Regions from separate parts of the Homo sapiens genome. Here region 2 is linked to region 1. The links are chromatin contacts, found by Hi-C or POLR2A ChIA-PET in ENCODE. All regions are on one chromosome and are shown on one strand. The core of a region is the stretch at or near the end of the contact, and the rest is flanking DNA. Distances in the headings are between cores, read along the strand shown.

What was found. Hi-C counts contacts between places; a loop is a spot of excess contacts on that map. ChIA-PET counts read pairs that join two places held with the same protein, here RNA polymerase II (POLR2A). Pooled maps may share reads with other maps.
Region 2: a loop to region 1 is called in a map of heart left ventricle, with 2.3 times the contacts of the local background. The contact joins the enhancer-like site here to the promoter of LINC02459 in region 1. A Hi-C loop is called at or near these places in 3 of 168 maps with a recorded cell type or tissue (Right ventricle myocardium inferior, heart left ventricle and right cardiac atrium) and 1 of 50 pooled maps. POLR2A ChIA-PET finds 5 or more read pairs at or near these places in 2 of 52 experiments (BJ and Panc1).

Annotation. Positions count from the first base shown.
Region 1 is chr12:114,237,152-114,244,308 of GRCh38, forward strand. LINC02459 (long intergenic non-protein coding RNA 2459) reads right to left here and starts at 4,619. Exons shown (of 2, transcript NR_146536.1): 1 at 4,577-4,619; 2 at 1,820-2,249. RefSeq lists a silencer at 1,552-1,762 and an enhancer at 4,853-5,147.
Region 2 is chr12:114,351,569-114,358,725 of GRCh38, forward strand. TBX5 (T-box transcription factor 5) reads right to left here. Exons shown (of 9, transcript NM_181486.4): 9 at 2,343-4,538. The coding sequence ends at 3,964. Among named protein-coding and RNA genes, the nearest start is that of TBX5, 51 kb to the right of the region's middle. Within about 2 kb of position 4,024, at least 3 of the 41 ENCODE cell types and tissues checked have a DNase peak (open chromatin) inside an H3K27ac peak, as active enhancers do; they include heart left ventricle, where a contact is called at or near this core.

The DNA.
Region 1 (7,157 bases), core at 3,369-5,868:
ACTCAATAAATGTTAGCCATCATTATAACCATCACCTCTATCAAGATCTTTGTATTCAGCAGGGTAATGGAAAGCAAACAAGAGAAACTGAATCTAACTAACTTGACAAGAAAAAGAATTACTGGGAGAATTTCTGGCAGCACCCCGGATTGGCAGGAAGGCTGGTGAAGTAGGCCTAGGGGACGGCAGGGATGAGAGCATCTGGGCATCAAGAGGGCCCCTCCCTCCCATTCCTGCAGGCAGAGTTCAACAACATCGCTCCCTTTTATGAGTTTACTTCCCCACCCCCCTCTGAAGAGGAGTGTTCCTGTCTTTGCAGATAAGGCAAATAGGTCTGCCTTAAATATTTCTATTACTTTAAAGTTCATAAATCCATTGGTTTAAAACTGTCAGCACGATGGGAAAATTCTGAGATGGAGCCACGCTTATCATTAGCTGAGGAATTTGCCTGAAGTGGGGGCAGGATGCTGAGTGAAGGATGGTGGTGGTGCCCAGAAATGGGCTACCTGCTTGCCCCACTCATGACTCTTGCCCTCTCAAGAAACATTTTAAACTATGGCCCTAACAGTCAGATGTCATACAAGGCAGGGGTCACTGAAAGCTTCCCTTACAATATTCCCAGTTCCTCGTCTGGCATGAGATGATGTCAGGGCAAGATGCCCACCCACCCTCCAAATGAGAGTGGCCCTGAGTCTAGGAAGTAGGAAGTATTTTCCACTCACCACTCATGCCCTGCCGAGTGACAGGAAAAGCTTCAGATGAGACGTAAAGAGGCTCCGGTTCTAGGCAATGATGTACTGGTAAAATGTTTAACAACTACCTCTCTTGGAGGAGAAAAGTGGTCTGATTTGTAGTATTTGCCAGTTTCAGTGGTGTAAATAATCCCAGCATGGCTGACGTCATGCGACAGTTAGGAATAGATGGTATGTAGCATCTCATTATATAGGACTTCCACCACACAGATACAGCAGGTGTAAATGACCTCAAAAACGAGTGATACGTTAGGAGTGATACATTTAGAGTATGTATTACCTTTGTCTTTAACATAATTTATTTAACTGTAAACTTGATATAATTTAATTTTTAATAATGTCTGTGTTTAACAACTGGTTCACAGAAGTCCTGAGAATTTAACAGTTGGCTCTTGCAAGCTGGTAAAACCAGCTCCAGGACAACCCTGGTTCCAAGGCCTCACTTCAGGATGCAGGTTTGCACAATCAGCACTGCTAATTTCTGTCTATGTGACTTTGGGCAACTTATTTAGTTTAACATGAGAACTATCTCTGAGCTAATGCTCACACAGAGCTTACTATAAGTCAGATGTTCTTCAAAGCTCTTTATTTGATCTTTGCAAGATCCCCATGAGGTAGACACTGTTATTTTACAGTGTTGTTTTGTTTACAGATGGGGGGGTGGGGGCTGAGACACAGGAAGACCATGTGACTTGTGCAAAAGCCCACAGCTGGGAAGTGGCAGGACTGGGACTTGAACCCAGGTCATCTGGATTTACTGGCTGTGATCCTGACCACTGCTCCACACTCCCTCTCTGTTATGCTGAGCCAAGCTTCTGTCTCTGCCTATAAAATGTAGATGTTATTATGTATCTCCTGGGGCGGTCATGAGGATATAAAGATTAAGTGAGTTGATGTAAAGGACCATTGGCGTGCCCCTTGGCACATGGAAACCCCACATAAATGGCAGCCACTTTAAGCATGCTTGGTACAGGGCTGTGGAAATTCCTTCTGGGCAGGAATCCCCGTGGGTGAGGGTGGCTGTTCTGTCTGAGCAAAGGGGAAAGGCTGGCAACGTATTATCAGCTGGCTCTGAAGAGCACTGATGAATCATCAGCTGTCATTCTATTATTATCCAGGCTTCAGGCACCCAACCTCTTATCTGTACTTGCTCTGCAAAAATATGTTCTCCCTCCACAGAGAAACTTTGGTGCACAGCGCTGGTGGATTCATGGAATAAAGCCACAGTATGGAGCTTCCAAAAGTTTCAAAATCCTCCCATCCAATGCACAGAGCGGTATGCAACTGAAGGCTTATTCCTCCACTGAGTAACTGTCTCTTGCTGTGTGGAAGACGGTGGCTTGGTTGCAGAAAGCCTAAAGATGTCTCCCAACTGCCCCTTCGAAACTTGGGCTGCAAATTCTGTTTGCCCCTTTGATTTCTTCACCCCATCTGTGTCCTGGGAGGCTGGGTCAAAATCACGGCTCTATTGTCTTCTATCTTCCTGCTGGGTTTTGCCTGTGGGAAATTAGGAGAGCAGGGCGGGAGGGAAAAGAGAGATCAAGGTACTTATTCCCTGGCTCCCTCCATGCCGGCCCTACATGGACTTAGCAGTGGCTGCTTTTCTCTATGAAAGGCTGCAGCTTCTTCCAGGGAGTCCTCTCTTAAACTCTCATCCTTACCAGGTTCTGGACCTTCTATGAAACCCTGTCCCTTAGGTCTCAAAGTGGTAGTAATTTTCCCCCTTGCTAGCCTCGGGGTTCTCTGCCATCCCTGTCAATTCCCTAAACCCAGTCCCACAGCGTTGTAATGACCCCTTCATTCCACCCTCTCTCACCCATTTTGACTGTGCATTTATTTCCTGCTGGGACATAAAAGCCTTCTCTGAACCTCAGTTTACCCATCCATGAAATGAGTCCTTCTCCTTCCCAGTCCATCTTGCAGAGGTTGCCTCAAGGGCAAAGCAAAACCTGGATGGGAAAACTCTCTGGGGAAAACAGAAGTTCAAAGTGCCACCCAGGAGCCAGGCATTCGTGTTATTAATAAAAGCCAGATAGGACTCTTCCATCTGCCTGTGCCTGCCTCCTCAGAATCCCCCTCCCCTTCACGCCCCCTGACCTCCTCTCCATGTCTCCGCCTTGACATCCTCCTCCCCTGGCTGGTGTTCCCACTAAAGCCATCTTCCCTTCCCCCGCTCATCCTGCACCTCCATGTCTGTGGAGGGATGAAGTGCCCGGCTAATATAAGCGTGTTTACATTAAAATATAAGGACAATTACACCAGCCGATCTAATAGTCGGCTCTGTATATGTTACCAAGTACTTAGGGCTCTCTTTTGGAAAGCCATTATGCCCATGTGATTCCCCTCAAAGCCTTTCTTGAGGATTTTGTTTTGACAGGAGGGCATTAAGGGGTTGAAACTGATAGCATAAGCACACCACTTACACACTTTGATCAAATCGGTCCATAATTCTCCTGCAGAAAGTCTTGTATATATTAGGAAGGAAATTAATTTTATTGCTGCTGCGGCTTTGCTGGTTAATGGCCCAGCAAGTCAGCCGGCCCCAGAAGGCGAGCCGTGGGAGGTGGGCTCACCGCTATCCTCCCAGGCCCAAGGTCCACGGCCACAGGTGAGTACGATCCAGAGGGCACAAGGCAGGAGAGCCCCGGATGCCGCAGGCTTCGGGGTGTAGGCAGCTGCAACCTGCTCCCTCTGAGCTGACCTCTCACCAGAGTTGTCACAGCTGAAATGCATATGGGGCGCTTACTGCATAATGTGGATTTGGTCCAAGCACACAGCACATGTCACAAGCTATCAGCATTGGAGGGGAATTCAAACACATACCATAATTTGAAAGACTTTGAGGGTGAAATGGTATCGTCCATTTATATTTGTACTGTTAGGAAACAGAGCTGGGAGAAGAAGATAATTTAAATAGCAAGGGTGTTGATCTGCCTATCATTTCATTTAATGAGCACGTACCCCAAAGTTGGTATGAGATACCAGATGGGAACAGGATCTCCTGGCTCTCTCTGGTCCCTGTGTGCTAAGATTGAGCCTAGAGATTAAGATGATAGTGTTTTGTACAGAATGCCCCCAAATGTCAGGCAGCCATTTCATCCGGCCCCTTCAAATGAACGAATACCAAACTGTTGCTATACTCAAGGGACAATGGTGCTTAAAGGAGTATTTTGTGCATGTATGGTTTTTGCCTTTCTCACTGATTTTGGAACTTAACTTCCCCACAAAAGGTAACTCCTTGTACTTCAAAAAAAAAAAAAAAAATTCAAGTAAAATTTTAAAACCACACATATCTATGAAAACCATCATCAATGTCATTATCGGGTGAAAGGTGAGGAGTATGGGAAGGAATAGATATGACAATACAGATGCTGGTAATTGCTGAAGCTGGCAGAAGGTACAGGGAGAGGAATACACTACACTATTCTGTTTACTTTGTTTATGTTTGAAATTTTTTATAATAAAAATTAAAGATCTTAAGGCTGGTCTTCTAATGACCTCATTTCTATTATCTTGAATTCTAGAATGCTTACTGGAGTGGGAGAGAGAAGGGTCGAATAGAGGTCTCACAAGAGGAATTGAGTTTAACCCCACAGGACAGGTTGTATGTGAGAATGTCATTCATCACACGTGTTTTGGGGTTTTTTGTGTATTTTTTTCTGGTATAAAAAAGAGATGGAGGACTTTGGGGCATAGAGGGGCAAAGGCACGAATTTTGCAGTCAGGTGACCATGTTCTGATCTCAGTTCTGTCACCGTGGGACCTTAAGCAAGACACTCTTTGAGTGTCAGTTTCTTCATCTGCAAGATAGGGATAATACTTACTTGACAGGATTACATGATCACAGCACAGGTAAAGTGCCTGGTACAATCTAGCCCTCAGTAAATAGTGGCTGGGGTCTGCATGTGTAAATCTTTGCCTCTCAGCAGGAACTCTTTTTTCTAATGATATCACTCTGGTTTTCCTCTGGGAAACTGCCCTTCCCTCTACTTCCAGTCCATGCGCTTTAGGTGCTGTGACTCCACCCCAAGCTACAACGGGCATGTAACTCAGGATGGCCAATCACACCTCCTTCCTGCCTTAGGGTGTGGTTTAGGTGCTGTGACTCCACCCCCAGCTACTAATGGGCATGTGGCTCAGGGTGGCCAATCACAGCTCCTTCCTGCCTTACGTTGGTTTAGGTGCCGTGACTCCACTCCCAGCTACAATGGGCATGTGACTCAGGATGGCCAATCACAGATGCTTCCTGACTTAGGTTAGTTTAGGTGCTGTGACTCCACCCCCAGCTACTATGGACATGTGACTCAGGATGGCCAATCACAGCTCCTTCCTGGCTTAGGGTGGTTTAGGTGCCATGAGTCCACCCCCAGCTACAATGGGCGTGCGACTCAGGATGGGCAATCACAGCTCCTTCCTGCCTTAGGTTAGTTTAAGTGCTGTGACTCCACCCCCAGCTACAATGGGCATGTGACTCAGGGTGACCAATCACAGCTCCTCCCTGCCTTAGGGAGTCACAGATGTCATGTGGCCACATTAGAACCAATAAGACAGATGTGTCATAGACTTTCACTGGCTTTTTTGATGGAGAAGCATGCTCTCTTATTGGAGATGAGAATGTAAGCCTGGATTTGCGAGCAGCCACTACTTTGCGAAAAGCAGGACTGAGGTAGACTAAATGTAGGCAGAAAGAAAATAACACCCACTCCTGAAAGAAAGTGAAAAAAAGACCCAGTCCCTGGATCAAGCCATTACTAAACCTATTGCATTTAGCCAAGCAACTGCCTTTGGGGCTTAAGCTCCTGTTAGGTTTTCTGTCACTTGCGAGGGAAAATTCTGACTACTACAATTATTATTGCCATTATTATTACTATCACTTGTCAGTTACAGTAGCCTATTTTTGTTCCTATTATATGAAACTTCCTTCTGAGATGGTGCCCTTTGGGATCTGTTATTCTAATGTCATATTATCCACCCAGCTTTGTAGTTTGTATCATTTGTGGTATTTCTTGCCTTCAGTATCACTGCTACACCATAAACATGTCTAAGGACTCTGGTCTAACATGACTAAGAAGGGAATAAAAAGAGATATTATCCTGCCAGGCAAATTCTGAAAACGCCCAGCCTCTTGGTAGGACCCCTAGAATATGACCAGTGGGGTGGCAAGCCCTGGTATCCCCAACATACTTTGGGGTGGGCATAGGGGCTATTTATGCTCCTAGAACTGAACAAGGCAACAACAGGGATAAGAGGTCTTAGACAAGTTTGTACGATAAGGGGCCTGAACCTTATCAGCTCATGGTTCACCTTCCAGTTATCTGCTGCCATGTAACAAATGGTCCCAAAATTAATGGTGTAAAACAACAATTATTTTATTAAGCTCGCAGATTCCATGGGTCAGGAAGTCAGACAAGGCGTGGTGGGTAATGAATTGTCTCTAGTCCACAGTATCTGGAACTTCAGCTTGGAAGACACATGGCTAGCAGTGACTTGAACAGTGGGAGCTGGGAGCATCTGGAAGCTTCTTTTTTTTTTTTTTTTTTTTTTTCGGAGTCTTGCTCTGTCACCCAGGCTGGAGTGCAATGGCACGATCTAGGCTCACTGCAACCTCTGCCTCCTGGGTTCAAGCAATTCTCCTGCCTCAGCCTCCCAAGTAGCTGGGATTACAGGCACCCACCACCATGCCCAGCTAATTTTTGTATTTTCAGTAAAGACAGGGTTTCACCATGTTGGTCAAGCCGGTCTTGAACTACTGACCTCAGGTAATCCACCCACCTCTTAACCATCTCTTTGGTGCCTGGGCTGGCATACCTGGAATGCTAGGCTCAACTGAAACCTACATGTTGATCAAGCTGGTCTTGAACTACTGACCTCAGGTAATCCACCCACCTCTTAACCATCTCTTTGGTGCCTGGGCTGGGATACCTGGAATGCTAGGCTCAACTGAAACCTACATGTGGGCTCTTCTTGTAGCTTGGGCTTCTCACAACATGGCAGCTGCGCTCCAGATATCCCAACAGGGAACATCTAGAGAAGATGTGTTCCAAGAGAATGGGGAGGAAGCTGCAGAAGCTTTTCTGATTCAGCCTCAGAAATTATACTATGTCACTTCTGCTGCATTTCATTGGTTATACATGAGTTGCTAAGACCAGCCCAGATTCAAGGGAAAGGAATTAGGCTCCACCTCTTGGTGGGGAAGTGACAAGGTAACATTACAGAAGAGAATGATGAATGAGAAATATTATTGCAGGCACCATTGGAAAATGCCATTAACCATGGTGCCCAGGTACTGCCACCATACCTAGGGTAGAGACAATACCCAATGCTTACTAAGAATTTACTAAGCGGCAAGCACAGAGCTAACCAGTTTATATGAATGGTCTCATTTCATTCTCATAACTCTATGAG
Region 2 (7,157 bases), core at 2,774-5,273, 110 kb after region 1:
GTGGTGAGCCGAGATTGCGCCACTACACTCCAGCCTGGGCAACAAGAGCAAAACTCCGTCTCAAAAAAAACCATAAATAAATAAATAAAGTCTTTCAAGCATTTACTGAACATCTGCTGTGTTACATACTTTGCTGGAAACTTTCACAGATATTATCTCACCTACATGCACAACAGTTCTTTGAAGCATGTAGAATATCTTCTCTGTTTTTTTTTTTTTTTTTTGTAGAGACAGGGGTCTTGCTATATTGCCCAGGCTTATTCCTGGGCTTCAGCAATCCTCCGTCCTTGGCCTCCCGAAGTGTTGGAATTACAGGCATGAGCCACCAAACCCAGCCAATTATCTCCTTTTTATAGAGGAGGAAACTTAAGGCTTGGGCTAACTTAGGTTTCACGGTAAGCCCTGCCACACACCAGCTGTGTAATCTGGGGGGGGAATTTTCAACCTCTCTGAGCTCAAGAATACTAATGAGCTGACCCTCTTGAAAGTTCTTGTGTTTCTTCTGTCCTATAAGCTTGGGTCCTAAACTGTAGAGGACCAGGAAGCCAGGCGGATGCTGTAATATTCCTGAGTACAAAAAAACCTACCATCTCACACATCCAGAGTCTGTCCTCTGCAACTTTAGAAATTACCTGGAAAGGAGCCTATCACAATTAGTAGGTCCTGTATGAGTAAAGATATCGACCGCACATAGTAGAACCTTCCTACCTGTTTACTGAATGAAGGCATGTGAACTAGGTGATTACTACCCACTTACAAACCTACATCTCATTCCTCCATCACAATTTCTGCCTCAGGACTTTGCACAAGCTGTTCCCTCTCTCTGCAATACTTTTCCTCCCAAACTTTTACCTGATTAATTCCTACTCATCATTAGGGCTGTGCTCAAGAGTCACCTCCCCCAGATGGGGTTAGGACCCCTTGCCTTATCCCTTTATGCCATTGGGCACTCTGTCTTTGTAGTAATTTCCACCACTGCAATCCACTGAGGATGCACATAATTTCCTAAGGGCTATTTCTCTCTCTCACTAAATCATAAGTTCCAAAGGACACAGCCCCTCTCTTTTTGTTCACTGCTGTGTCGCCGGTACTTACCACATGTCCAGTCTAAAGCAAGCACCCACCAAATACATTATAGGACTGTAACAATGTGCATTGTGTGCCTTGCCATGGTTTTATCAACACCATGATGAAACTACATTAACTCTTGGACATTGCATCCTTAATCCTACTGATTCAGTGAAAAGATCCACTATAACAATCATTTAGAACCCAAAGAGGTTAACCTGTATTGGTTATGAAATGACAGTGTCCCTTGTCTGATTTGTGAAACTTGCTGTGAACATATTTTTAATGATTTTCCAATGGTGGCAACTGTTTGAGTGGTGGGGTGGGGATGCAGATTCCTAATTTGGATGATGTTCCTCTGAAAGCATAAGACTGACTGTTGTATAGAGTTGATAAAATTAGTTTCAAAGGCAATGTCTTCAAAGGCAACTTTTTTTTTTTTTAAACTGAACCCATCAGAATAAATATCTATTTGGAGCACAGTCAGAACCTGTTCAGTGAAACTTTACTAATGCAGTCCTTTGGGGGAACAGGAAAGCCATTGACCTAGTTTCTCCATTGCACTTGAAAGAAGCTGAATTGTCATTTCTTTATAATTAATTCACACTTCTCAGGGCTTCTTTGCCTGGGAAAGGTCCCAGGGGACCTGATTAAATGAATAACTTGTAATCAACAAGCCAATTGTTTCTTTTTCAAGGGGATGTGGCATATTTGATAGCTCTTGATAATTTGAGGGATGCGGGCATCAAAATTACAAAAACAGAACAAATCTGCTGCACAAATGTACTCACCAATTTGCTGCTCTCTTCTGTCCCATATGTGTTTTAGAGCTCAAGTTCACAAATCCTAGATCCATGGATTTAAAATCAATATCTGATTCACTGATGGTTCATAAAGTTATTTGCAGTAGAACCCCCAAAACGCCTGGCTCCAACAATTAATTCAGAGAAAGAGATTCTTGAAAAACCCAAACATTAGGTGTTACATATAATATGACCGATACCATTTTAAATAGGTTGGAATTCCTAAAGACTTTTCTTCTCCAGTGCCTACACAAATTCCATTAAAACAAGTAACCTCATTCCAAGGATATAAACCAGTGGATCATATATTCAGCTTCATCACACTCAAGGACAATGGATCCCAAATTCTCCTGCGATGGGCATGAGAAATCACGTGAGGTGAGAAATTCACATGCAAGACAACCTCTTCCTGTTTCCTCCAATTCCTATCCCCTCTATTCAGTCGGTAGAAAGAACAGGAAAAAAAAAAAATGGGTGTTCAACTTCCTTGTACTTGTTTAAGCACATGGTATTTATTAGGCATTAATTGGCACACAAATATAAGGCACGAGTACTTAATCCTCACCCTCCCCCCTTAGCAACGTAAAGAGACATAATCGCATAGGGACACTCACTTACAAACACACTCACACTCTCTCACGTACTTAAACACACTCAGCCTCACATCTTACCCTGTTCTCTTTATTAGGGTCTGTTTATAAAAAAGGAAAAAAAAAATTCTTTTTAATCAAAAAAAGCAAAGCACATTCGAAAGAGGAAAAAAACAAAAAAAAACAAAAAAACACAAACTTGGTTTTGAGTATCAATAAAATTAAAAGCTCTTGGCCAGCTCCTATGCTGGGTTTCATTTCATGTTATTACTTAATTAGAATTCCTATTTATAAATAAATAGTACCAGTAAAATATTACATCTGAAGAACCCTACCATAACACTTTACTTACACACTTTTTTTAATACTGTTTTCGGCTTTCAGTAAACACAGTTTTGTGTTGGCATTGGTGTGGGCGTGGTTTCTTTGGCGAGATATCATTGGTGACTGTGTCTTGCCTCTTCTGTAGGAATTGTGCATTTTGCTTGACATCCAGTTTGGGTTGTTGGTGATGGAGGTTTGGAAGGTTGGGGCTGGCCTTGTTTTTTTCAAAAAAAATTTTTTTAATCAGGAAGAATATTTATTTTGGCTTTTTGTCCACAACTCTTGTCAACACAGAGCTTGCACTGTTATCACAGTCCTGCCTACATGTAAACGGGGGCTTTTTAAGTTTTTCAAAGCAAGCTTTCCGGAAGGGAAGCTATAGGCCACGTTTTAGCGACAGACAGCTGGAAAGACAGAGCTGGCAAGATGGTAGGGCTGAATAAGATAGGATGCCAGGGAGCGTCAGTGTTATCCTGACTCCATGGGTAAGTAGAGGCAAAACTGAGCACGTGATATTGGAGAAGGCAGGACAAAACCAAAGCAAATGGGGACATACAGAGGCTTTTCAGAAACATCACATGGCAGAGGTAGGTGCTTTTCTTAGTCAAGGGGAAACGTGAATTTAGGTTTCAGGGATGGTTTACTTGAAGGGAATCCCGCAAGTACATATTTTGAAATATACTTGCCTCAGACCTCCCCCCAAATAAGGGACTGGGTCCCATTAAGAAAATTGAAAGAAAAAAATATATTATCATTTATTATATAACAATGTCAACATTAACACCAAGACAGGGACAGACTCCAACTACGCACTAGGGAAAAACACTCAATGAGGCAAGACTTTCTAGAGCCCAAAAGAAGGAATGGGGGAAGAGATCTGGGGAGTAGCGTGAATGTGGCTGGTTGATGGGTGTGGTGGTAGTGGGGGGTGGGACTCATCTTTTTGTGTTTGTTTTTTTAAGTTTTGAGACAAAACAAGAAAGTCACATTTTTAAAATTGTGGTTTCAAGCTACTGATTAGATCAGCATCCAGCGACCTTGAGTGCAGATGTGAACATTGGGTGAAATGAAAAATCTTGTCCGTGGGGTTCTCTTGGCTACTGTCTCTCTCCTTCTCTCTCTTTCTCCTCTCTCTCTCTCTTTCTCTAGGAAATGTCTGTTGTGAAGCAGGCCTCACTTTAGCTATTGTCGCTCCACTCTGGCACCATGCCAACTCCGTGCACAGAGTGGTACTGATGAGGGGATAGAGTCCTTGGCACGCCATGAGAGTAGAGGAACTCAGGGGGCTGAAGGGTGCCAGGGGACTGCAGGCCAGTCTGAGGCCCACACTGCCTGACCACAGGCTGGTGGGCCACGGAGGTCTGGTGCTGGAACATTCCCTCTCCCAGCTGTGGGGAGCCATGGTTGGCCATGCCAGCCAGCCGAGGGACCAGGGGCCCCGAGGTGAAGTGAGCGGAGAAGTGCTGGTAGGGTAGCCTGTCCATGGGCTGCACGGTGGTGACGGTGCAGCTGCTGTAGGAAGGCATGCTTGGCCACGTGTTGCAGCTGATGTCCTCTAGGCTGGGCACAGGCTCGCTGGGGGGCGCAGAGCTGGCATACATGCAAGCTTGCCGCTGTGCCGACTCTGTCCTGTAGGAGGCACCCAGGCCCTGCTGCTGTGGATAGCTAGAGCGGTAGAAGGAATCTTCTTCACTGGGTGATGTCTCCATGTAGGGCTTCTTATAGGGATGGTCTGTGGTGGAACATTCTTCCTCTGTGAAGACAGGAGAGACAGCAGTGAGGCCAGGAGCAGGCACCAGGCAGCTAAAAGTGGAGACAGTTATTTGGCCAAAGTACTGAAGAATAAGTCCTGAGAGACTGTTAGCCCTAACCGCCATTCTGAATACAAAAAAAGGGGGTTGGATTGTAATGGTTAAGACCTTGGGCTATGGAGTTCTATGCAAACAGTTTGACCTTTCTGGGTTCAGCTTCTTCATCTGTAAGATGGAAAGGGTAGGAAATAGCACTTCCTACAAAGGGCAGTGTTGAGAATTAAATGGGAAAATACATGAAGCACTTAGTCCAGAGCCCAGAAACACTCAATAAATAGCAACTAACCAGGTGCAGTTGTGCACGCCTATAGTTCCAGCTGCTCGGGAGGCCAAGGAAAAAGGATCACTTGAGCCCAGGAGTTTGAGACCAGCCTGGGCAACATAGTGAGACCCCCCATCTCAAAAATAAATAAATAGCAATTATTATTATCTTTCCTCTTCTCCAGCATGTAAATTTCATAAAAGCAGGACATTTTCTGCCTTATCCATGACTATATTCCCAGAACCTAGTAAACACCTACTATTAACAACAGCATCAACAATAAGTCAAAACAAACATATACAGTGTGTACTCTGCGTAGCACGATTCTAAGCACTCTCCAGGAAGTAACACATTTAATCACAACAACCCTACCAGGTGGGTTTTACTATTATCCTCATCTTACAGATGAGAGAAAAAGGACTCACGGAGGTTAAGAAACTTGCCCAAGGTTTCACATGGCTGATAAACAGTAGAGCCAGGATTAGAATCCAAGTAGTCTGACCACAAAGCCCTTGTTTTTCACTGTCTTGATACATAGAGAAAGCATGCAATAAATATTTGTACGATGGATGGATGGATGGATGGATGGATGGATGGATGGATGCATGGATGCATGGATGCATGGATGAGTGGGAGGGAGCTTGAATGAATGTTCAAATTCTTTCCTGATTCCTTATGTAAGCATGTGCCTAGTTAGTATTTGTTAAGTTGGTACAAGTTAATGTGTTGCTGTTTCCTGCTGAGCAAGTCCCTTCCCTTCCCTGTGTACTAGTCATTTCCTAGTGTAGGGAAGTGGAGATAGTTTTGTCTCTGAAAGGGGGTCTCCTTTCACCACTTCGGGGCCACTGGCCCCTTTGAAAACAAGAAAAAGTGCTGGGCTCTTTCCTAGAAAACTGCATTGAAACACAATGTTTTGAAAACTGCATGTGCATACAAGGCTTTGCATACAATTTCAGGGGGTTCAAAGACTCCCTAAAACCCAGACCCCAGGTTAAGAAGCCTAGACATGTCTGGATTTGAATCAGGCTCCTTTACTTAATATCTGCGTGATACCAGCAGGGCATCTACGCTCAGAGACTCATCATCATCTCTGAATCAAAGTGAGTAATACTTACCTTACTGGGTAGCTAAGAACTAAGATTGAGCATGTAAAGTCTCCTGATTTCCGTCAACATGAACAGCTCTTGTTGCAGGGCTAACACCACCAGTCAGGCTCATGGCAGACATAATTCACAATAATACCCTCAAAGTATTCCCTTCAGGGGAAGCAATACTTGGGGATATCTACCAAAGTATAAACCTCAACACAGACTCATTACTTATCTGAAATTTTACCTTCCAAACTGAAAATTCTCTTTCCTCATCTTTCTGTCTCTTTCTAGTCAATAAATGTTAAGAAATTATGTCTGTCTTTGGAGAAGTGAAGAAAAATGAAACACTGGGGCATCCATGCAACTCACTGTGATGGCTCATGGCCATGAAAACAGAATGCTGAACTAAATAACGAGAGGAAATGATCAGAGCTATTATTTATTGAGTACCTACTACATGACCTTACTCTTCATCTCACAGTAATTCCTCAAGGTGTCTGCTGTAATGCCTGTCTCATAAAGGCAGAAACTAAAGCTCAGAGAAGTGACTTGCCCAAGGTCACATGGCTGAGAAGGAACAGAGGCTGGAATCTAAGCCAGATTGGATTGACTTTGCCTACACACCTTGCTTCCAACTCTCTAGATTTCTAATACCCAGTGCCACTCATGCAATCATACAGCAGATAATTACTGAGCTGCTCCAAAGTGCTAGGTATTGTGCCAGGTGCTGGAGATAGAGTGGTGAACATGATCCCGTTTTTGGTGCATGTCCTCAATCCCAGTCTATCCTACCATGAGCAGTAAGTGAGGGAGGCTGACACTCTGTGACTGAGAGGTGGTCCTCAGATATAAAGACACAAGTAAGCCATTGACTCAAGACTAAATCCTTTGGCTTTGGACTGGTTTGTAAAATAGCTCCCAAACCCAGGTAGAGTAGCTTGGGTTTGGATTCCACCAATCAGCTCCATTTGTATCAATGTCCAAGTGACACCCACAGATAAGCCAAAAGTATCCACAAACAAAACATATCTCTTAGGGTTGTGCCCACTTAACAGCAAGTAAACTTATTTCCACTAGACTCTTTCTGGGCCACATATGGGACTTATAGGATACCAAAAAAATTTGTACCAAAAATAAAAAAAAAAGAAAAACACACTCTTCCAGGTGTTCTATCTACATCATGCCAACCATGCAGATGTTTGAAAACA